Linked DNA regions of Homo sapiens: all the other regions are linked to region 1. Evidence: chromatin loops called from intact Hi-C (ENCODE). Cell type or tissue: ovary. All regions are shown on one strand.

Evidence for each region. Hi-C counts contacts between places; a loop is a spot of excess contacts. Peaks named below come from ENCODE experiments on the same cell type or tissue, not always from the same donor. Only the 100,000 strongest peaks of a DNase experiment are listed, where the experiment ranks them.
Region 2: a loop joins it to region 1, with 2.3 times the contacts of the local background. A loop is called at or near these places in 82 of 110 quality-filtered maps.
Region 3: it touches region 1 in a loop (3-fold over the local background); 95 of 110 quality-filtered maps call a loop at or near these places.

What each region holds. Positions count from the first base shown.
Region 1 is chr7:151,299,631-151,307,630 of GRCh38, forward strand. No RefSeq gene overlaps it. Among named protein-coding and RNA genes, the nearest start is that of NUB1, 38 kb to the right of the region's middle. RefSeq lists an enhancer at 3,704-4,562 and a silencer at 3,904-4,073. In ovary, a CTCF peak has its summit at 3,995 (motif pointing left); a DNase peak (open chromatin) is centred at 4,013.
Region 2 is chr7:151,133,874-151,141,873 of GRCh38, forward strand. AGAP3 (ArfGAP with GTPase domain, ankyrin repeat and PH domain 3) reads left to right here. Exons shown (of 18, transcript NM_031946.7): 11 at 527-695; 12 at 4,270-4,440; 13 at 6,106-6,243. Among named protein-coding and RNA genes, the nearest start is that of GBX1, 30 kb to the right of the region's middle. RefSeq lists enhancers at 2,042-3,016, 3,990-4,963, 4,964-5,936. In ovary, no CTCF peak of the experiment used is centred here; a DNase peak (open chromatin) is centred at 4,828.
Region 3 is chr7:151,248,636-151,256,635 of GRCh38, forward strand. SMARCD3 (SWI/SNF related BAF chromatin remodeling complex subunit D3) reads right to left here and starts at 59. Exons shown (of 13, transcript NM_001003801.2): 1 at 1-59. RefSeq lists a silencer at 630-719 and enhancers at 3,580-4,489, 7,499-7,999, 8,000. In ovary, a CTCF peak has its summit at 3,047; DNase peaks (open chromatin) are centred at 136, 606, 1,208, 3,406 and 1 weaker place; H3K4me3 peaks cover 2,881 bases; H3K27ac peaks cover 5,285 bases.

The sequences.
Region 1 (8,000 bases):
AATGTGCGTGTGCATGTGTGCAAGTGCATGTGTGAATGTGTGTGTGCATGTGTGCCTGTGCATGTGTGAATGTGTGTGCATGCATGAATGTGTGTGCGTGTGTGCATATGCACACAAGAATGTGTGTGTGCATGTGTGCATGTCCATGCTGAATGTGTGTGCACATGTGCATGTGTGAATGTATGTGTGCTTGTGTGTGCATGTGCATGTGAATGTGTGTGTGCATGTGCATGTATGAATGTGTGTGCTCGTGGGTGCATGTGCATGTGTCAATGTGTGAGTGTGTCTGCATATGCATGCATGAATGTGTGTGTGCATGTGAGTGTGTGTGTGCGTGTGTGAGTGTGTGTGCATATGCATGCATGAATGTGCGTGTGCATGTGTGCATATGCATGTGTGGATGTGTGAGTGTATGTGCACATGTGTGCATGTGCATGTGTGAATGTGTGTGCATGGGTGAGGAAGCAGGCCATTTGTCCTTCAGGGTTTCCCATGGCCTGGACCTCGCTGGCTGCACCTCTGTGGGGGGCTCCTGTGCTTTTCCACCAGGAGGGGCACCCTGTGGGGTTGTCTCTCCCTGTGATATTAACTGCAACAGATGGTCAACAATAGATTCATTAATTCAGCATTTGGTCCTACACTAGTGGGCCTGAAAAGCTTCCTCTTGGAGATGCAGGAGAAGGACAAGGCAGGCTCCTGTGTCCTCTTACTTCTCTCTCCCAAAACTCCGCTTCTCCAGACCTGCCCCAAGGGGTGCAATCAGAATGGTTCTCTTCTGCCCCAGCCCTCAGGGCCCCGCTTTTGGTGGGTCCTGGTGCCCCACCCTGTAGAGGCTAGATCCCTGCGGAATGAAGAATGAGGAAATTGATGAGACAGCAGCTGCCATCTCTGCAGTCCTCCTTCCAGGTAACAGCCCAGGTGCTGGGTCAGGCCAGGAGGGGAAATGCCTTAAGGCAGCGAAGCTTTCTCAGCATCCTCAACTCAGGTGGCCTGACTGCTTGGTGACAGGAGTTGAGGATGGAACAAACCATCCTGATGGTGGCCCCTGAATAAAGACTTCTGGGCCACAAGGGAACAAGGATGTGTTGAGTGACAGCATGGTTCCTCAGGCAGACCCGGGTCCAGACACCAACTGCACCACCTAATCGGCTGTGTGCCATTGAGGACATTACTCCTGTCCCTGTCATAGGCTGATAATGCCCCCCAGAGACACCAGGTCCCCATTGCTGGTACCTGTCAACCTTACCTTATTGGAAAAGGGTCTTTGCAGATGTGATTAAGTTAAAGCTTTTGACATGGGGACTGTCCCAGATGGTCCAGGTGGGCCCTAAATGTGGTGGGAAATGTCCTCATAAGAAAGGTAGAGGGACATTTTACACAAGGAGAAGACCACGCGAAGACGGAGTGGAAGAAGATTGAAAGACGCTGGCCATGCAGATTGGAGTGATGCAGCAACAAGCCAAGGTAAGCTGGCAGCCACAGGAGCTGGAAGAAGCAAGACTCCACTCTAGAGCCCCTGGATCCCTGATTTCAGAGTTCTCCAGAACTGGGAGAGAATACATTTCTGCTGTTCTAAGCCACCAAGCTTGTGGTAATGTGTTACAACAGCCACGGGAAACTAACTCATGCTGTATGCCTCAGTTTCCTCCTCTGCAGAATGTACAGTGGGCCCCTATGGTGGGGGAGAAAACCTAGTGGGAGGCTAGGAGGTGGTAGCTAGCAGGAACCCAGCCCTCCAAACTTGCCCACCTCCTCTCTTCACCCTCACAGTTGCAAGGTTTGTCCCAGTGGCCTTTGGTACAATGTGACCCACCTTCCTGGCCATGGTTGATGGTCCGAGGAGGTAAGCCAGAGTTCATCTGATTGACTCGGTGTCTCCCCAAGTGGCCAGGCCTGCAGCAAGCCTCCTCAGCCTTCCAAAGACACCCTGTTTTATGCCATGTGGGCCAGAGGCGTGGAGAAACCAGCAAAGGGAGAGAGGGGGAGAGGACACTGAAAGAAGGGCCAGGGAACAGGCAGTGTGCCCTTCCCCTGAGATGTGGCCTGGGGGTGCTGGGAGAGGTCCCATGGTTCCCCAGGCAGGTGCTGGGCGAGTTAGGTGAGCCTGCCTCAGGCCCTGCAACACGTCTCACTTGGAACCCCTGTCCAAGGCCATGGTCTACACCTGCACTGCCTGTCATCACAGCGAGGCCCCTTTCCTCTTTGGAGTATGTCTTCTCTGTGAGGGGAGATTGGTGCCCGTTGGATTGCTGCAGCATCCCTAGCACCTCGCACACAGTAGGTGCACAATACGTATTTGCCAAGAGGATAAATGAGTGAACAGAAAGATCTGGAGTGAAAATGGACAGTCTGAGGAGAGCGTCTGGCAGAAGCTTGTTTGACAAGAACATCACTTAGGGAGGCATTGGGTTCAGCGTTCAAGATTGTCATGTCACCTTGAATCCTCAGACCTGCCCTTGGTGCCACTGTACTGGTTCCAAGATCTGCGTCCAAGAAAGGTGAGGTCCTCTGCCCAAGACTGGCTGGCTTTTAACACACAGCTGGTCCTCAGCCTCAGCCTGTGACCCCACCTGCCTTGGAGCTCAGCGGAGTCTTCTGATGGAGATGGGAGACAAATACAGCGAGAGTGGTCCGGAACGTGGGCACCTCTCTACTCATGCTCATGGCTACCTTGTCTGTTTCCTTGGATGGACTGGCTCGGAAACACAGGTGGCATGAGAGAGGCGGCAGGACTGGAGGAGCCACGCTGCCTGGGGCCCTCCCCTGTGGCCGGTCCAGGGAGGAATAGCTCCAGGAGGGAGCCTCGTGGTGGCAGCTGAGGGCCAAATGAGCAGGTCAGTTCTTCGAGCACGTGTGACTATTGGAACAGAGCAACGACCTAAGGTTTAAGCCTTAAAAAGGGCATTGAAGTTAAGGGACTAGACACAGCAGCCCAAGAAGGGACCTGTTATCCACGGCACCACTCACCGTCCGGCTGACCGAGTAATGTTTGGAGACAAGAGAGGTCCCCAAGTGGGGAGGGTGTGGGTGGGACCAGGGCTCCCCAGCCTGTCCCTGCCCTCTCCATCCGACCTGGCTCTTCCCAAACCCCTGTTCCCCCAAATATGCCATCCTGATGCCCGCATGTGATACGCCGGCTCTCCATCTGCCTCTGGAGCAGTACTGGAGCAGAGCTCAGGGGGAGTCTGTCCTGTTCCTCTGCACACAGCACCCCAAGACTTTGCAGGGAAAACTTGTCACAAGGCTCAGATTCCCGTCCCCTCTCGGGCTCAGATTCCTGATCCAGGAACCCGCATTTGTTAAACGTGTGTGGTCACGACATAGGGACTATAATTTTTTTTCTTTTTTCTTTCTTTCTTTTTTTTTTTTTTTTTTTTGAGACGGGGTCTCCCTCTGTCGCCCAGCCTGGAGTGCAATGATGTGATCTCCGCTCAGAACAACCTCCGCCTCCGGGGCTCAGGTGATTCTCCTGCCTCAGCCTCCCGAGTAGCTGGGATTACAGGCTCCCGCCACCACGCCCGGCTAATTTTTGTGTTTTTGGTAGAGACACGGTTTATTCATATTGGCCAGGCTTGTCTCGAACTCCTGACCTCAGGTGATCCACACGGCTCGGCCCCTCAAAGTGCTGGGATTACAGGCGTGAGCCGCTGCGCCCGGCCGGGACTATACTTTTTTTAGAGTCCTTATTTTATAGAGTTCGGAACTGAGATATTTTCAGATGCAATGATGGATCGTCTGGGATTTGCTTTTAGAGAGAAACAGGCGGCGGGGCTCCGCTGGAGGTGTAAGAGAACCTGGACTGGCTTCTTCGTTACATCCGGTCTGCTTTTGAATGTATTTGAATTCTTTTGGAAACCATTTCCCGCCCCTCGGAGACTCTGAGGGAGGGGCGGGAGACCCAGGACCCTGGCCGGGTTGGGTTTGGCGTTGGCTGGCGGGCACCGGGGCTGGCAGGCGCAGGGGCTGCGGCTGGGCGGGCTCTGGCGCCACCTGGCGGCCGTCGCGGGACCGACGCCCCTTGGAGCGCCCCCGGGCCCGCGGAATCAGCCGCTGAGCAGCAGCCGGGAAGGGGCGAGGGAGCCCCACTCCATGCCAGGCACTGGCTCACGCCTGCTGCCCTGACCCTGGAGGCCCCTTCAGCGCAGCACCCCAGCCAACTGCGCTCTCCCAGGGTCCACCTCGGATTCTCACCCCCTACTCCCGTCAGAGGCCACTTGGCCCCGACAGTCCTCTGTGTGGATGACAGGTCACGACTTGACGATGGCGGGGTCCTCCTGCTGGGTGGGAGTGGGCGCGCCTGCGCGTACGGCACGGCCAAGCAACTCGCTAGGGCCCTGCTTTTTGTAATTTCAACCAAGTTACACCGTTTCAACAAGAGCTTTGTGTAGTAAGTTTCTTTCTTTCTTTCTTTCTATCTTTTTTTTTTTGAGGCAGAGTCTCGCTCTGTCGCCCAGGCTGGAGTGCAGTGGCGCGATCTCGGCTCACTGCAACCTCCAGCTCCTGGGTTCAAATGATTCTCCTGCCTCAGCCTCCCGAGTAGCTGGGATTACAGGCGCGCACCACCACGCCCAACTAATTTTTGTATTTTTAGTAGAGACGGGGTTTCGCCATATTGGCCAGGCTGGCCTCAAACTCCTGACCTCAGGTGATCTGCCCGCCTCAGCTTCCCAAAGTGCTGGGATTACAGGCGTGAGCCACTGCACCCGCCTTTTTTTTTTTTTTTTATATGAAGGACACCCGGCAGTGGCTCTCAGTGGGTCCCGGTGCTGGCGGGAGCGTGGGGGGAGCAGGCTCTGTCTGCGTGCGTCTTTTAGGGGTCCTAGGGCTGACTCCACCTGAGAACCCCGTCCGGGGCTGTGTTAAGCACCTTTTGTAGAACTGTATTTTTATTAAAACATCAAGGCCGGGCGCAGTGGCTCATGCCTGTAATCTCACCACTTTGGGAGGCCAAGGCGGGCGGATCACGAGGTTAGGAGATCGAGACTATCCTGGCTAACACGGTAAAACCCGTCTCTACTAAAAATACGAAAAATTAGCCCGGCTTGGTGGCAAGTGCCTGTAGTTCCAGCTACTCGGGAGGCTGAAGCAGGAGAATGGCGTGAACCCAGGAGGCGGAGCTTGCAGTGAGCTGAGATCGCGCCACTGCACTCCAGCCCGGGCGACAGACAGAGCGAGACTCCGTCTCAAAAAAAAAAAAAAAAAAAAATCAAATCCGTGTTCCTGTAAAACAAACAAACAAACAAACAAAAAGTTACACAGTTTAGAATCACGCTGTTACAGGAGATGTCTGAAAAAAAGCAGTTCCCACCTCCCACTTCCTGTCCTCCACAGCGGGGCTCTTAGCTCTTCCAGCTGATTCTCTTCTGTTTTGCCTCCATGTCTCTAAACAACAGATTTCCATCGTTAGCGTTTCCTACTGGCTACGGAAGAGGAGGACTTAACTCCTCCTCACACCCACCCCACCCCTCCTACCTCCTCATCCGCCACTGAATTCTTACCTTGGGTCAGATGGATGTTGATGGGTTAGGTAACTACTGTTCACAAATGAGCGGTGGACTATATATTAGGACTATTTTTCCTTTCTGCCACCTTTTTCTTTTCTCTGGATTTACTGATTGTCTTGAACTTCCTTTCACTTAGTTCTCCAGATGTTTATGGCTATTTTATCACCAAATTCTTCCCCAGCTGTGTAACTCTCCTTTTGATAAATTCCTGTCCGATAGTCTGTTCATTTCAGTGTTTTGAAGAACTCTTTCCCGGGGCTTCTGCCCTGCAGCCCAGAGAGGCCCTTGCCTCCCTCTTGGTTGGCCGACCCTGGTTCCTGGATCGTTTTTCTTGTTTCTTCCTTTATTCTCCCATTTTAATTGAGTACGTCCTTCCATAGCTTCCTGAAAAAAGATGCTTGAGAGGTAAAGTTTTGAGAGCTTGTATATCTGACCCTGTTTTTATTTTACCGTAACACTTGCTTGGTAGCTTAGCTGGGTATGTAATTGTTATCCGGGTATCAGTTTCCCTCAGTTTTGGTTTTTGATTTTAGAGACAAGATCTCACTCTGTTGCCCAGGATGGAGTGCAGTGTTGCTCACAGCTTTGCAATCTTGAACTCCTGGGCTCAAGCAGTCCTCCCACCTCAGCCTCCCAAGAAGCTGGGACCACAGGTGTGCACCAGCACACCTGGCTAATTTTCTAAACTTTTTTTTTTTTTTTTTTTTTTTTTGAGATTGGGTGCCTTACTTTGCTTCCCAAGCCAGTCTTGAACTCCTGGCTTCAAGTGATCCTCCCACCTTGGCCTCCCAAAGTGTTGGGATTACAGGCATGAGCCACTTCACCCAGCCCCCTCAGAGTGTTGAAGGCATGGCTACCTTCTAGTGTTGTAGATGAGAAGTCTGAGGCCACTCTTATCCTTCAGCCTTCCTATTACATCTATCTATATGTAGGATTGGAAGCTTGTAGAGTCTTCTCTGTGCCCTCAATATCCCCAGAGTTCATGACAGTGTGCTTTGAATGGGCCTAATTTTACATTGTACAGAGTATTTGGGGCATTCTTTCAATATGTATTTCATAACTTTCAACTCTGAGAATTCAGGAGAGAAATTAGAAGTAGAAGATAAATCCAGGATGTCCAAGTTGGAGTTTTGGGAAAACGAGTATATAATAGGAAGGAAGTTATTTGTAAACATACATGAAAATTTCCCAGAACTGAATATCCTGTCTGCAGATTGAAAACTCTGGTAGCATTTAACACGGTGAGTGAAATGACACCCACAGCAAGGCACGTGGTGGTGGCATTTTGTGGTTTGTATGTTTGAAGCTGTGTTTAAATATCACATAGAATATGATTTGAACTTCAATATACAGTCCAGGCAATAAGTATTGTGGCTGAGATGGAGGAGAAGTTGATACTGTTTGGCTGCATCAAGATACATTCAGGAGTGCTGGGCGCAGTGGCTCACACCTATAATCCCGACACTTGAGGAGGTCAAGGCAGGCGGATCCCTTGAGCCCAGGAGTTCGAGACAAGCCTGGGCATCATGGTGAAATCTTGTCTCTACAAAAAAAAAAAAAAAATTAGTGTGCATCTGCCATTCCAGCTACTCGGGAGGCTGAGGTGGGAAGATCACTTGAGCCCGGGAGGTGGAGGTTGCAGTGAGCTGAGATCACACCACTGCACTACAGCAGCCCGGGTGATAGAACAAGACCCTGCCAAAAAAATATAAAAAATGTATCCAGGAAGGCTTCATGGAGATGAAACTTCATCTGGTTTGTAAAAGATGGACAGACAGCAGGGCTGGAATCTCTCAGGGGCAGGAAACACTGAGCTTGTAATGACCCCCGAGGTGTGTGGGTGACTGTGCCCTGGGTCAGGTGATGGGGCTGGCCCAATACTCAAGATAAGGGCTGACGTACAGAAGGTATCCCTATTGTGAAGGCTGGTTGAGCCACCCTCTGCTCCTAATCTGAGACATCCCATGGAGAAAACAATGGCCTCACTGTATTCACCTAAGCCCAATCACAGCCAAGAGGCTTGAGCAGCTGAGGCCCACCAGGTAAAGATCGAAAGACCAATAAGCAGGTAAAGGTAGGGACACATCCTGCTTCCTCCAGGGAACTGAAGGGTGGAGGGTCCTGCTGTATAGGTCCCCTTGTGGGGATTCACCAAGCCCTCCCTGTGTTCCCCATAGAGTCGGAATCATGGCACCAGAAGGGACCTTAGAGCCACCCAACTTCTGAGCAAAGGCCAGAGGGAGGTGGGATTGGCCCAAGGTCCCGCTGCTCATTGGTGACAGGGCTGGGTTTAGAACCCATGTTTCTAGACCCTCACTCCCTTTGTCCTCATGGGGAGGGGCAGCCTTTCAGGAATAAACACTCAAAGACATTCATCTGCAGGTCATCTGCACTCAGCTCGGGGGCATCGCAGGGCGTCCGGTTGTGGGAAAGGGGACAGTGGGCCAGAGGGGAGGGGTTGCCATTTGCAGTTTGACTCAGGATCTGCATTTTGAG
Region 2 (8,000 bases), 170 kb before region 1:
AAAAAGAATCAGAGGCTTCCTTTTAAACTGTTTGACAAGTGTTTATTATCAGACACTGTCCTAAGGGCTGGGACTATTCTAGGCTTTAGAAGGTTCTTAATGCCCAGGTGGGGGCTGCAGTGCTTGGTGGCCACCCTGTCATCCATGTCCCCGAGTGTCTCCGCTCCCCTCCTCAGCCAGGGGCTCTCCCTAAATCCCAGCCTGGCCCAGCACTTGGCCTGCTTTGTGCTGTTGCCTCTGAAGCCGTTGTTCCTGAGGGCCTGAGCCTCAGCGCTTAGCTCCAGGTCCTTCGCCGCCCCCAACTCTACCTCCCTCCTGGCAGACTCCCCCTAGAGCTGCTTTGAGCACCGTGGAGATCGAGGTGGAATCCAGACTCGGAGACATTCTGTGGCTTAGAATCCTGCTTTTCAAGATTGGAGCCTTCCCTCTCCTCCCACAGCAGGGAGAGACCTAGGAGTTGCAAGGCTCAACGCTGGAGTGACTGCTGCTAACCAGTCTTCATCTGTCTCTCCCACCCGGCCTGCAGGATTACATGCAGAACATCCACGGCAAGGAGATTGACCTGCTGCGGACAACGGTGAAAGTGCCAGGGAAGCGCCTGCCCCGAGCCACACCTGCCACAGCCCCGGGCACCAGCCCCCGTGCCAACGGGCTGTCCGTGGAGCGGAGTAACACACAGCTGGGTGGGGGCACAGGTGAGGCGGCTGCTGAGGTGGGGGCCTGGGGGGTGGCTGCCTTGGAGCCAAGGCAAGCAGGCATTCTGGGCTTGGCTGCTTCTCAGCCTGGGCACAGGGTGCTGGCCAGCATCACACTTCAAGGTCATCTCAGCCAAAGACATGTGCCCTAACGCAGCCCTCGTGGAGTTAGTTGAGGTGACAGCAAATGCCTAGACGAGCAGTTGATCTGGATGTCAGATGGGGCCAAGTAGTGTCATGTTTGGGCAGTGGTGCTGGTGGTCCTAGGCCCATCTCTGCATCTGGATCCGAGGCAGGCGATGGGTGGGGGCCATGCCTCTGGGTGCATGGCCGGCATCTCAGCCAAGGTTGGCATATGGAGATAGGGGAGGTGGAAGGGGACGGAGCTGTCTGAGGTCAACCTGGTGCATATTCTCAGGCCTGAGTGAGAGGCGGGTCTCTGCTCAGAGAGGACTGAATTTAGACAGGATCTGGAGGCAAGAAACTCCAGTGAAGAGCTGTTGCGTTCTTGCCTTTTCAACTGACAGTGCTGGCTCAGGTGAAAGGCCTCCTGTCCCCAGCAACTCCCTAGTGCCGCTTCATTCCTCCTCCTTTGGGCCCCCAGGCCCCATGCTCTTCCAGGGTCCGTCCTTCCACACCCGTTTCCCTCGCTTCCAGAGCCCCTGGCTCCCGATTGCTTTCCCCCAAGACTTCAGTATCCCCAGTGTTGTCCTAGACCATTGGATCTCATGTTCCCTGGGCCCAGTAACAGCTGCCCTGCTGGTGCCATTCCTGTGCCCTGTCCCAGCAGTCAGCGCTTGGCAGCACAGGTCTGCAGCTGGGTGAGTCACCTCCCTAGAGGGCCTGTGCTTGTCACAGTGAGGGGAGGATGTGACAGACTTAGTGGACAGGTGGTTGGGGATACGACATCCAGTCCCCTGGAATGGATGGGAGAGACCCCAAACAATAAAGAATTGTCCCACTCACAAGGCTGATGGGACTCCGCTGAGAAAGCCCAGGTTAGAGGGAAGGAAGGCGCAATGATGCCTCCAGGTGTGGTCCTTGTTGGAGGCAAGGCACCTGAACCAGGTGTGCTGGGCCCACTCTCGCAGAAACACCGTGGACCAGCCCGAAGGCAGGGGAGTGGCCAGGGGGAGGGGCCTGACACAACTGAGATGTACCCTATGCAGTGGATGTCTCTGCATCAGGTCCCAGGTCCTCAGCAGCTGTGAAGTAGAGATTATTGTCCCCATTTTAATGAGGAAACAGAGGCTTGGCATAGCTAACAAACTTGTCTGTAAATTCCACAGTAAGTGGGAGACCTAGGGTTCAACCTAACTGTGTCTGACTTGAAGAGCAATCTTCTTTCCTCTAAGCCACCCTGAGCTCAGAAAGGAAGCCTGTGAGGTGGATGGAGGGAAGGAAGGAAGCTAAGAAGGAGAAGGCCGGCCACCACCCATCATGGGGCTGTGCCAGTGGGGGACCTTGAGCCTGCCGTGGGGTTGTACTGGCCTGATGGCAGGTCACATGCAGTCTTCAGTGCTCTGCCCGGAGAGCGGGTCAGAGCTGCGGGGAGCCCTCTGGCACCGGCCCCCAGGAGCCCCTTTGGTCAGCTTGGGGTTTCTCTTATCATTCCAAAAATGAGGAGCAGGCCCAAGTGAGTCCCTTTCCTTGACAGCAGGGAGCCAGAGGACAGCTGGGCTGTTTCCCTAGAGCAAGGGAAACGAGAAGACGCTGTCCTGTCCCGTTCCTGTCCCTGACATCCCTCACCTGGGAGCGGCAGTGGCATGGAGGAGACAGCCCCGTGCCCTCGCTCCTGTAATGACAGCGCCCACACGCAGGAGCTCGCGGACGGTGCCCACCCAGCCCGCGTCCCGCTGCCGCATGCCGACGCCGACACCGACCCTCGTGCACACTCACACATGTCTCTCACTCACCGGGCGATGTTAACATCTCATTATCTTTGTTACTGTAATTACATTATCCGCTGCTTTATGCAGAATTATCCTCCGAGGACTAATTGATGGCTCCATGTTTAATTCATTAATCATTAGCATCAAATTCGACAATTACAGTGCACACTGATTGTGGGATTGCAGGCGTAATGAGGGGAGAATTAACAAAGAAAAGGGAAAGCACTTTCCCTCCCTCAGGATTTTGGGTCGGGGGCTTGGGGAGGAAGTTGGGCCTGTGATGTCTTTGGATGGGGCTAGGGATGAGGGGGAATAAGATTTGGAACCTGGAAGGGAATGAAAGCAGGGGTGAGGAGAAGCAAGGTATCTGAGAAATGAGGGACCAAGTGTGCACCCCGGAAGGTTTCCTGAGGCGGGACCTGTGAGGGCAGAGGACGGGAGGTGGGTGGGATTCTGAAGAGGCAGCCTCTACATGTTTCTTCGGGGCCTGGAGATGGAGACCGGCCTGTAGCCTCTGTGCTGCACGTATGTGACTAAGCACTTACTATGTGTCTGGTCCTCTTTGGGGTGTTGTGACAGATACAAGAGGAACATAAAACTTGCTCCCTGCCTTTGGGCGTCTCCCAGCAGCAGAGCTGTGGCCCCTTGGGCCATTCCTTTACCTTCCAGCTGCTGCAGCCTGGTGCCGTCTCCCCGCAGGCTTCCCCTCAGTCCCGCCGCCTGCAGGGCTGGTGTGAGACCTGGCGCCTGCCCTTCCCCTGGCTGGGCCTCTGCCTGCTGTCTCCAGCTTTGGCCAGCTCCGGGCCCCTTCTCTGCTTTCCCACTAACCTCCAGCACCTGGCGGGCTCCTCCGCTTCAAGGTTGAAGCACCTCAGGTTCGGCCCCCGTGTTCTTAGACCGCCTGGGGCCATTTCTTTGTGGTCTCAGTGTTGGGTGGACTGAAGAAGGGGAAGGAAGCTTAGGTTCTCGGAGTTCCAACTCAGGCCTTGTACCACAGGCCTCTGAGGCCCCACGGCTGTTCCCAGAATCTCTCCAGCAGGGGCTCAGCCAGGGAGTGAGGTGGGAGAATTGTGCGGCGCTCTGTCCTCCCTCCACTGCCGGCCGCCGCGCCTGCCCCAGCCTTGGCTTTCCTAGAGCCTTCGGTTCCCCCTGGCTCTGCCATTCTTCCCTGATGGGAAACGAAAGATTAATTTTCTCCAGCCCAACAGGATAATTACTAATACTAATTAGACATAATTACTTGAATTTGATACACTTATTTCTCGTCAGAATGGCAGTAAAGCTGAGGCGAAGCAAATGGCATATGTGGACTAGAATGGAGGGTGCAGGGGCCCAAGCCAGGAGGGGCCCCTCAAGGAGCACTGCGGCGATGGGTGTCAGCACCACCCAGCTCGTTCCACAAGTTGGAAGATCTCTGATGCAGAGACCCCCCGCCCCGCTCCCGGACCACAGTGAGGGGACAGAGCTGTGGACCGTGAAGATCTGGGGACAGGCTGCTTCCTAAGGCACACAGGGTCCCTGCGCAGCCTCTGGCTCTCCCAGAAGCTGGCCCGCCACCTGATGAACCCAGTGCCCTGCTGAATGTCTCAGGCTCTGCTCTGCAGCTCTATTTTTAGGATAGTATCTTTGAGAATCCTCCCCTGCCCGGCCTCCCTTCCCAGTCTGACCCTTCCCGCCCCCAGGTGCCCCCCACTCGGCCAGCAGCGCATCCCTGCACTCTGAGCGCCCCCTCAGCAGCTCGGCCTGGGCTGGCCCGCGCCCTGAGGGGCTGCACCAGCGCTCCTGCTCCGTTTCCAGCGCCGACCAGTGGAGTGAGGCCACCACTTCCCTGCCCCCAGGCATGCAGCACCCTGGTGAGTGGTGGCTCTGCTGCTTCCCACCTTTTCTGGGGCCCCAGTGACAGAGAGGAGGGGAACTGGGCAGCATTCTTGGCTTGGGAGGCTGCAGTGGGACAGTGTCCAGGCCAAGGGGTGGGGCCCAGCTGGGCCCTCCTGGGCTTGTCAGAGAGACCCTGCTTCGGGGCTAGTACTGACGTTGTCTTGGAAGCAGAGTAGGGGCACTGTCCCTTCTCCAGCCTCCATGTGCAGCCCTTTTCCCCAGAGCCCCCATCTGCCTGCAGCCCTGCCTGGGGCCGGCGCTAGAGGCCCACCCTCTGCAGCTCCTCCTCCCCTTTGTCCCCAGGCGGCGCTGGTGGTGGCTCCCGCATCCCCATCAGCCCCCCGCGCAGTTAGCTCATCAGCCTCTCGGCAGGGGGACGGGGAAGCGGCTGAGTAGGGAGGTCGGACGGAGGCTGGGCGCTCTAAGCCATGTGAGCCACGTTCCGAAGGCAGCAGCATCTCGCCCGCTACTGTGGAACTGGGGGGTCCCTGTGGAGTTGTCCTGAAAGGTCGTTTTCCACCTGTGCTGTCCCCCTCAGATAGGCCTCCACCCATCCTAGGTGGGTTGGTGACTCCACCGCCTCTCCCGTCTGCCCCTTCCACCTGCTTCCAGGGCTCTTCCGTTTGCCCCTTTGTTCTCTTTCTCTCTCTGCTTTTCTTCTTTTGACCCTACTTGTTACTTTCATCATTGACCACAGATCTGAAGTTCTGAAGGCTCAAAAGGGCATGGAGCCAGCTCTCCTCTCCTGTCCCTTGCGCTTTCCATGCCCTTGTCCTGAGTGATGGTGTAATGACAGGAAGACCCAGGGTGCCCCACTGTCACCCCAGCCATGGGTGCTCTCCCAGCTGATTGGCTTCCCAAAGGCCTTCCCTGAGCCCTCCCAGTAGGAGCCCTGAGGCCCAGCCTCTGAGCTGCCATGGCCTCAGGAGCACGGGCTGAGGGAGGAGCTGGGCGGTGCCAGCACGGGGATCTGCCCCACCTCCCAATCCATGCCCAGCCCACCCCTGGGAGAAGTGAGCTTGGAGCGCATGAGAAGGGGAGCCAGGGGCCCTTCCCTTGGGTCACCGGTCCGGTGGCCTGTGCTGGCCTGCGTGAGGGCCCTCTGTTGAGTCTGGAAGGAGGAAGGCAGGAAGGGAGGGAGCGTGTCTGCCTCTAATGAAGTTTGACATTTAGTGGTGAGCGCCGGGCGGGGTGTGGGAGACGGAGCTTGATTAGCGCGCTCTAATTGACAGTAATTAGGCAGCTCCCTGATTGTTTCTAATTCTGCTATTAATTGTGAGGAGCGGGGAGTGTGATTGAGGATAAATTTGGTGCGGAGCTGCTGGGGCTTCAGCTCCCCGTGAGTTCCCTGGGCTGCCTTCCACCCCTCCAGGCTGCAGAGGCAGCTTCCTCCCTTTGCCTCCATCCTGCTCTGCCTAAGTTTCCTATTCTCTTTCCACATTTTCCTCCTCCAAGGCTGGGGAGCTTTGGGACTGGGAAGCCCAGGCAGACCTCGCCTAGAGAGAGGTGTCCGTCTGGCTCTCCTGAGTGTGGCCCAGCTACAGTTGGCAGGACTGGTCCTCTCCTCCTCCCAGTGCCCTGCGCCCCTCCCCTCCTCTGCCTCCCTTCTTCCCACACTTCTCCAACTCTCCCCTCACCAGCCAGTGGCCCAGCTGAGGTACTCAGTTCCAGCCCCAAGCTGGATCCTCCCCCATCTCCCCACTCCAACCGGAAGAAGCACCGGAGGAAAAAGAGCACCGGGACCCCCCGACCAGACGGCCCCAGCAGTGCTACTGAAGGTTAGGGGGACCCAGAGGGAAACCGGGCACAGGAGGTGGGCAGTGGGACTTGGGGATAGTACCCTAAAAGTAACACCTATTTTTTATTTTTTGTATTCAGTGGATTAAGCACTTTCTAGTAGTTGCTAATCAAAGTAGTTCTACAGCTTCTTTTGGTAATCTAGACCTGGTATCTTAGAAAAGTTCTTCTGATAACTGAAACCCTTTCTGTTGAAATGTGGGCTTACTTCATTTATTCTTAAGGTAAAAGACAGCAGACTGCTACATCAATAGCTCCTCTAAGATGTTCGGGCAGGACCTGTGTTTTCTGTCTCTTGTGTCATACCGAGTTTAATAAAGTGCTGGGTACTTACTAGGTGCGTAATACATGTGTACAGATTGGCTGAGTCTCTCATTAGTTTTCCTTAGGCTAAGGAATTCCAGGTCCTGAAGCCTTCTTCCATAGGACCTTTCTCTTCCTCTATTAATTATACTGCTGCTCCTCAGATTTTCCTCAAAGTATCTTCAAAACCTCCCTCTTCTTGGTGATTGGAGTTTCTTTGCTCCCAAATAAGTTTAACTTCTACAGACTCATAATTTCTCACTTCTGCTCTAATCATCAGGGTAGACGTATGGGTCAGGGGAGCAGAGACACCTAGCCAACCTGTGACACAGTGATGCTTAGTACTTACAGCGTGGGGTCTCCCTTCTGGTCCGGCAGACTAAGCCCCACAAATGATCATGGAGATCACGTAGTTCGAAGGCTGTGGTTGAAAGCAAGGTGAGGCGCAGTGGTGGTGCCTGGGGAAGGAGGCGCCGGTTCTATTTCTGTGGGAAGGCAGTTCTGCTAACAGTCCCTGAGAGCAAGGGCCCAGCAGAGGAGGAATTCCAGGGGATGTCGGTGTCACTGAGGTGAGGCTGCCTGGGGCCAAGATGCAGTGAGGACTTACAAGCAGAGATGGCCTTGGCAGAACTGGGGTTCACCCTGGGGCCTTACCACAGGCACCTGTGCTGTCTTTCCAGCCCCCAGGACACAGTCACACTGCTTGTTAGGAATTGTTCACCCATGGGGCAGTGACCATTGGGAATGAGATTCATGCGGCTGTCTTCTGGGGCCTGGGGGACCAGAGCTTGGAAGAGCTTCACCACATTGCTTGGGTTCACAGTCCAGCCCTCAGTGCTTGTCAGTACAGATGCCCTCAGGCCCCTATTTGCTCACATACTGCAGGTCCTGTAGAAAACCTCTCCTCCTCTCCCCCATCCACTTGCCCTTCCTGCCTGTCTATGCCATGGTAGTGGGGGAGGGGCCCAGCTCCCAGGAGCCCCACGCTGACGCCGTCAGGAATATTGGGTTTAATGAGCTGCAAAATGAGGCGGCTGCAGCTGACATGTACGGATGGTGCCCACACCCGCCTTCCCCCACCCTCTCCCAGTGTTTGCCTCCTAGCACCCCGTCACATCCTTCTCCAGATACTCAGCTCTTTCTGTGGGATGCACCCCTCTCTGGTTTCACACCCATTCCCGGCAGTGCCAGGGGTGCCAAGATCTTGCATCCCCCATCTGTTTTCACTTAAGCTCCACAGGTGGTTAGGAATGAGAACTGGGAGCTCACACTAGTCTTGCAGGTTTACTCTGGCCTCCCCCTGCAAGCTGTCCTGGAGTGTGTGGCCTTGCAGCTGGGGAAGGGTCTAGGGGAGGACACTTGCCAGTGGAGCAGGGTAGTGAGTGGAGTTGTGGCGATAGCATGCCCTGGGTGTGCACGCAGGCCAGGAGCCCTG
Region 3 (8,000 bases), 51 kb before region 1:
CCTCCAACTCTCCCCTCTGAGTCCTGCTGGGCTCTCTCACACTTCTACTCGAGCGGAGTGGGGAGGGGGCCCCTTCAGGGCTGCCCTGACGGCCCACGGCCCACGCCGCCGCCGCCCGCCCGCCGCCGCCGCCGCCGCCGCGGCTGCCGCATTCCTGCACTGATAAGACAGAAATAGTCCGGCGGCCCGGGGTCTGCCTGTTGACTCGGCGGGGACGGGGCCGCCTGCCTTTCCAAGCCCGCTGTCCAAACAGCGCAGATAAGCGGCGAGGCGCGCCGACCAGCCCGGCCGCGGGCGCTGGGCAGCAGTGCTGCAGCCCGAAGCCGCCGAGGCCCGCGGGAGGCGGCGCGGGGAGGGGACGCCAGGGGAGGCGGCGGGGGGTCGCCGGCCACCGGCTCTCGCCACAAATAGTTTCTCCGTCAGGGAATTCGCCGGCCGCGCCAGGCAGGGAACAGTCAGTTCCAACTTTTCCCCCAGCGGCTCCTGCTGCATTTCTGAGGCCCTTTCCCCAGAGACCTGGCAGGCCGAGCAGGGAAACATTCGCTGGCAGGAACCGGGGGAGCCCGGCCCGCGAGGCCTCGCGCCTGCCCGGGGCCGGCGGCGGTGGGTGTGCCCGGGCGGCGGCGTGGCCCTGCGTCCACTGCTGTGTGTGCCCTTGTCTCACACGCCGTGTGTGTCCGCGCCCTTTTGTGGCGTGGCAGCTTATGTGCGTGCAGACAGACGCCCTGTATGTGTGCCTCCCTCCACGACAGCCTCCGTGCGCGCGCGCCTGCGTGTGTGGCAGGACATGGCCTGTGCCTTTCAGCTCTGTGAGAGGCTATTTCTGGGTATGTGAGTCTTTGTTTGCCGCTCTGTGAGAAAGTGAGGGCAATAGGGGAAGTATTTCAGAAAGAGGGACAGGGATTGTGCTCATGAGAACAGGAAGAGAATGAATGTGGGGAATGGCGCAGCGCCAGGGGGGTGCTCGGGTGGGTGCGTGGAGAGAACGAGGCAAGCTGGGCTTGGTTTCCTTGGGGTGGGGGTGGAGTGGGGTTAGGGGACCCAGAGGAGTTGGGGCAGCTGGGCTGGGTATAGTGGGTATATTGGGCCGGCCTCAAGACCCCAAAGAGAGGGGTCTTGAGGCTGGGGTGTGGCGTGGGGTGGCAAGGGAGCCCCAGAAGGGGCGTGTGGAAGGAGTTGGCAGTCCCTGGAGTGGAGGAGGGACCGGAAGGAGGAGGGGCAAATCCTGACATACCCAGGCAGGGAGTCCTGGGCCTACCCAGGTCCCCAAAGGCCACGCCCCTTTTTTCTCCTTCTTGGGGAGGAGCCGTGGGCTTTGGAACAAGGCCCTTGGGTCAAGTTTGGGGGTCTGCTGGGGCCTCACTGTGAGAATCCAGGTGAGGGCAGGACCATAGCCTAGTGCCTAGGGGAGTTTGTTGAAACACTTACTTGAAGTTGGGCCCTGAAGACTGAAGGGTACTGACCCTAAACCCTTCAGAATGCCTTTGCCCAGGGGGTCCTTTCTGCCTGCAGCCTGATTTCTGCTGGCCCTGGTTGTGCTCTTGGCTGTCACTGTTCATTTAGGTGCCCACTGTCAATCTGAAATGTCAGGGAGGACATCTGGTCCAGGTTGCTCCTCCACCACCCCTAGCTTGAAAGGGGACCTAGAGATCCCCTTGCTACCAAATCTCTCCCAGGGCTTTAGCCTAGACTACCCCCCACACACCCCCACACACAGAGCCTGGGCCCTGACACGGTGGGGATGGGTGGGTGGCCTGCCTCTGTCTGCCATAGGTCATGCTGCTGGGAACCTGGGGAAGTGACTTGCCCAGTCTGCCTGCTAACCTCCAGAATCCCCGCTCACTCCCATTTCTTAGCCCCTGCCCCCGATTCTTTTACCTGGAATGCCCTTTGCCTGCCCTCTGCCTTCCCTCTGCTTGTCCAAATCACACCTATTCTTTAAAGCCCAGCCCAGGCCCCACTTCCTCCAGGAAGCCTTCCTTCGTCCTACTTGTATGCAAAGATTTTTCTCTTCTCCAAATGCTCATTGCCATCTACCCAGCACCATGAATTGGCATTGGACTGGCCTGACGTGCACTGTGCTTCAAGGACATTAGCTTTGCTTTCCCAGAGAGGCTAAGGTCCCCATAAGGTCAGAGACTGATCTTTAACTCCCACTCTTCCTCCATGCCTGGGCACAGGAACTCAACAGTACCCCAGATACCTGATGCTTGCAAAGCTTAATGAGCCAATGCATGGAGCTGGTACTCTGCCATTTACCTGATGGTGTGAGTTACCATGGGCACCCCCACCCACCATGGGTGCGTCTAGCAGGGGCATGGGAAACCACAGGCCTTGGAGGTTCTGGGGGTTGGAGATAGACACCCCTAGGCTTTGTTAAAGCTCAGTGTTCTCAACTATTGGAGAGACCTTTTGGGAAAAGAAGACAGCAGAGGAGATGCTGGGCACTCCAGTTTGGGTAGCTGGGAAGTTTGAGGCAGGGCCTGGGAGATCCCGGGCTTGGTCTTGGTGGTGGAAGAGGTTGCGGGAGGTAGTTAGACGAGGGGCTATGGTGAAGCCCCTGTGGAGGAGCTGGTGAGCTTCACCCAAGTCCATACATAAGCGCTCTCCTGAGCCACCCCTCTGGGAGACATCCTTAAGTGTACACAGACAATAGATACACCTTGCACACACACCCTCCCAACACACACACAGCAGGCACACCAATACAAGCACCAAAAGGTCGAGGAAGCCACATGGCTCTGCACACACAGGCACACCTTGAGCACCTCCACATCCCGTGGTGGGCCCCATTCACAAGGCAGGCCCAGACACATTTGCGTACTGCTTTTAGGTGGGCGACAGGAGGAGCCTTCAGACCAGAAAGCTGGGGCGGCGCCAGTGTGGGGGCCCGGGCCAGGGCTCCCTCCTCACAAAGGCCAGGATCCCCAGTGGCTTAACCCCAGAAGGGCGCTCGGTGTGCCACGCCGCCGATGGCTCCTGCGGGTGGGAAGGAGGCCCGGGAAGAGCGTGGATTCCTCCCAGCGCAATAGGGCGCCCGCCGCACTTGGGGCAGGCCGTGCGCCTGTCGGGGGCGAGGGCGGCCGCCCGGCGCCCGGCGCCGCAGTCCCCCCTGCCGTCCCCCCATCGCTCCTTCCCTCGCTGAAGCACCACCAGCACCAAATGGCAAAGCGCCGCTCCCCGCGCAGGGAGAGATGCGCCGCGGCCTGCGGGACGGGCTCGGCCGCCTCGCCCCCACCGCGCCCGAGCGAGCGGGCGGCGGCCGGGGAGCTGGGGGGGCTCGGGCCGGCCCGGCCCGCGCCGCCCCTCCCTCCGCCCGCGCCGGTCCCCGGCCTGGGCATGCGCGCCGCGGCCTCCCTCCCGGTGAAGGTCAGCCCGGGGCCCAGCTGCAGGACTCCGCGGCGGCCGGGGAGGCGGCGGAGGGAGGAGGGATGCGGGGAAGAGACTTAACTCCTTCCCTGCGGGAAGATGGCCACCTAGGCCGGGCCCCAGCCGCAGTCCCGCCCTCCTGCCCTCCGTGAAGGTCCCACCACGGGGACTCCGCTCGGGGGGCGCGGCAGGAGGAGCAGGAGAGCGGGGAACATGGAAGAAGGGGCTGGAAGGAGAGAAGAGAAGCTGGCGAGGGGATAGGGAGGAAGGGAAGGGAGGAACAAAGGAAGCGAGACTGGAGGGAGAACGGATTGCTTGGGAGAGAGCTCTTTCCTCTATTCCCTTTTCCCTACACCCCCAGCAATAAAGCTCTCCTTAGGAGAATACGATCACCCTCACTGGGGCGGCCTGAGTGAGTGTGTGTGTGTGTGTGTGTGAGAGAGAGAGAGAGCGAGAGAACGCGAGAGGAGAGGGAGAGAGAGAAAGAAAGAGAGAGGGAGAAAGTGAGACCACTTGGCGCTGTGAGGACCACAAAGCCTTGGTTTCGGTGTTCTGGCCATCTCTAAACCAGGCCCCACTTTCCGCCATCCAGCCTACCTGCCCGGGCTAAGCACCAGCCTCGGGGGACCTCTGGCTAGTCCTTGGGGTCACGCCCAGCTCCAGAGAGGGAGGAGGGGAGACTACCTCAACCCCCGCCTCTGGTGACGGTCAGCAGAGGGGACGCTCCGAAGCCAGGCCAGGGGCATCAGGCACCTTCCTCCTCCTCCTCCTGGCTGCCCCCATGCTGCTTCCAGGCCAGGGCAGCTGTGCGCTTCCCTGTTTGTGTTGGGATGTTTCTGTACCCCCGACACTCTCTGCTGCTATCAAGGGGGCTGTCTCTCTGTGTGACTTTGTCTTTCTGTGTCACTTTTGCAAACATACACGAAAGAGACAAATGCAATATATAGAAGCAAAAAACAAAGAAAAACTAGGACACCAAAATAATGGTGCGACCTTGGGCAAGTCGCTGTACCTCCCTGTCCCTCAGTGTCCTCAGAAGTGAAAGGAGAGGCTTAAGTCAGAGCATTCCTAGAGCCCTTCCAGCTCTGAAATCCAAGAATTTCCTAAGACAGAGGCAGGAACCAAGGCAGACTGGGAGGAAGGAGGGGGACAGAGGGAGGGAGCAGAGCGACGGAGCTGTGCCGGGAAGCAGACCCGCACCGAGTGAGTGGGGGCTGCTCACCATGAGTGAGGCCTGGTCCCAGCTCAGCACCCCCTCCTCTATGGGGTCCTCAGGGACGCGGCCCTCCCACTCACTCCCTCCGTCCTCCCCTCAGAGTAGCTCTCTCTGGGTGGCTCTGCCCCTGTCACGCACACCTGGCTGAGCCCTCACCCCTACACCTTCAGCATCCAGACAGCAGGGTGGGCCTTACCTTGGGGTCCCCAGGGTCCTGTGTGGCAGGCAGGTGCATGCGAAGGTTAGTGGAATGAATGAGGCCTCCTTCCTCTCTTTGCCTGCGTGGGATTCCTCAGTCTAATGGGATGCTCCTTGACACCCCTCCCACCACACACAACACAATAAACTGCTGGTGGCAGGAGAGCGGGGCTGGGCGCTGGGATCTGAGCATCCCGCTGGCCACAGGGAAGGCACATTTTGGATTCACAGCAGGTTTTCTCTTACTCCCCATTAATGAGGTGGTCGCTTGTAGCAGGTCACACACCCCATAAAAACGTGCCACACAGGCCTGGTCCCCATTTCTGCACGGACAGGGCTGGGCTGTGGGATGGTGTTTACATGGGATCCTGAGGGGTGCTATAACTTCTCTCCCACCTTCCAGGGTGTGGCTCTGCTGGCGGGCAATAGGGCCACGTCCAGGGACCCTGAATTGGGCAGTGCCCTGACCTGCTGGCTGTATGGCCCTGGAGGGAGGGATGGGTCACTCAGAACCATCCTCACTCTCCTCTCCTCTCCCTCCGGATCAACACCTGGCACATCTGGCCAGATTCAGTGGCTTAGATGTGGCTGAAACCCAGGGCAAACACAAGGGGATCGCATGGCCTCGGGACTCATAGGGTGGTTGAGACTCCAAACAGTAGCCAGTCTTTCCCTCTCCTCCTCCCAGGTGTGTGGGAGCCATCTCTGGCTCCACTGGCCTCCTGGTTAACAGGCAGCCAGGGCTGGGAAGCCCACCCATCCCCATAATATCCCCTGGCTCTGCTAAGGCCCCACTCCTGCCCTGCCCCAGCCGTGTCCCAAATGCCTGAGGTGCCAGGGGAGTCACCCAGTGCATGTCTGAGACATCCTACCTACCTTCCCATCTCTCTACAGATGCTGGCTGCATCCAGATGTTGGCTGCCAGGGATCTGGGGGGCAGCCTTGTGGCTTCTGGTCGACTTGGGATCTGCTCATGTCGGGCCATGTGGCCCGGGGAATGCCGTTTCCTCCCTGGAGCTCTGTCCTCATCTGTGACATGAGGGTGCTGCTGCCTTCCCTCCAACCTCTGCCTCTGGAAATGCTGGCAAGGCACAGAGTGCTGCCCGCTTCACCAGGGCTTTGGGCCAGCGCCCTGCCTCTTCCACCCTGCCTGGTGTGGGGAGGCCTTTGGCCACCCTGCTAGCTGTCTCCACGTGTGTCCTGTGTTCCCCAGGCCCCAGCCCTCCTCTTTCTTAGTGAGGGGAGCCCCATTCTGGTACCTCCAATTCTCCTCTCTGTCTTTTGCAGCTAATAGCTCCCCATGACAGTGTCAGGGCAATCCTAGTGGCCCAGCGTCCTGCCCCTCACCTCGGGAAGCTTCTGAGGACTTGTGAGGCAGGAACGGGCCTCAGCTACTGCTCTGAACAGGTGTTTAGGGGGATTCCTGCCAATCACTGCATTCTGGGGTCTGGGTGTCACCGGAGTGAAGAGAAGTGAATAGTTAACAAAAAGTCCATCTGCATTTCTAAACAAATTTTTGGGAATATTAAATCAAATGGCAGCGGGCAGTGGGATGTGTAAATAAAACCCCCGTGGAAGTGCTGCGCGGACTCGTCGCCCGGCTGTCCTTGCAGGTCTGACACTGCACCTTCCACTCTGCACCACGGGGCCAGGGGAGCCCTCGACCTGCCCTCGGCCTTGAGGGCACCAGGTTCAATCTCATGCTGCCCTTTATCCCCAATTGCATCAGTCACCACAGAAAGCCCCAGACCCCCTCAACTCCTGCACTTTGAGCCCCACAAGGCCCTAGACCCTCCTACAGTTGCCATCTCTCCCCAGCCCCTGAAACCCTCCTACTGTGTTGTCTGTCCTAAGGAACATTTCCAACATGCTCCACCTCTTCTGGAAGCATCCTCTTTGCCTTCCAGAAGCAGATGCCAGGCTCCCTTCCAGCAGTGGCTCGACCACTGGCCTAAGGGTGGGTATGGCCCCCCATTGCCCCTCACTGCTGTTTCCAGAGCCCTGGCTCTGCATCTTACCCCCAGCTAGGGAGGCTTCCTTTGTGCGGATTCTGGCTCCTGGCTCATGTCACTCTCCGGAGCACCACTCCTGTCCAGCCTGCTGCATGCTCTTCCAGACATCTCTGGCCTCTCCATTCCTTGGCAGCTCCTCTTCCAGCGATCCTCCCTGTTCCCTCAGCCATGCACTCCCAAGGTCATCTCTTAGATCACTGCAGCAACCGCAGCCCCCCACTTTCAGTCCCATGCACCCTACTCGCTGACCACCGTCTCCTCTTTTTCCTCTTTCCAGTTCACCCTGTCCAGCTCCCTGACCTCCAAATCCTGCGACTCCTCTGGAACCTCTGCTTCATTTCACCACTCTGCACCCCTCCCCACAGCTACCCCTTGCTCTTACACATTGAATCTCCTGGTTGTTTTGACGGTGACACATAACACAATTGACCATTTTAACCTCCCTTGCATGTACTTTTTTTTTTTTTTGAGACAGAGTCTTGCTCTGTCACTCAGGCTGGAGTGCAGTGGCGCGATCTCGGCTCACTGCAACCTCCGCCTCCCAGGTTCAAGCAATTCTCCTGCCTCAGCCTCCCAAGTAGCTGGGACTACAGGTGCCTGCCACCATACCCAGCTAATTTTTTGTATTTTAGTAGAGACGGGGTTTCACCGTGTTGCCCAGGCTGGTCTCAAACTTCCTGACCTCAGACAATCTGCCTGCCTCGGCCTCCTGAAGTGCTGGGATTACAGGCATGAGCCACTGCGCCTGGCTTTTTTTTTTTTTATTTTTGAAACAGAGTGTCGCCCTGTTGCCCAGGTGGCGCGATCTCAGCTCACTGCAACCTCTGCCTCCTGGGCTCAAGCAATTCTTGTGCCTCGGCCTCCTGAATAGCTGGGACCACAGGTGCACACCACCATGCCTAGCTACTTTTTGTATTTTTAGTAGAGACAGGGTTTCACCATGTTGGCCAGGCTGGTCTCGAACTCCTGACCTCAAGTGATCTACCCACCTTGGCCTCCTGAAGTGCTGGGATTACAGGCATAAGCCACTGCACCTGACCCCTTGTGTACACTCTTGACTCTCTTAAGAGGTAAATCCAGCTTCACCAGCTCCTCCCCTGCAACCACGCACCTGAATGTGGCCAGAGAAAGACACACAGCCACCCCACCCGGTCTCATTGTGGATTCGGCACGAGCTCAGCTGGCATCGTGCTGCCCGGCAGGCC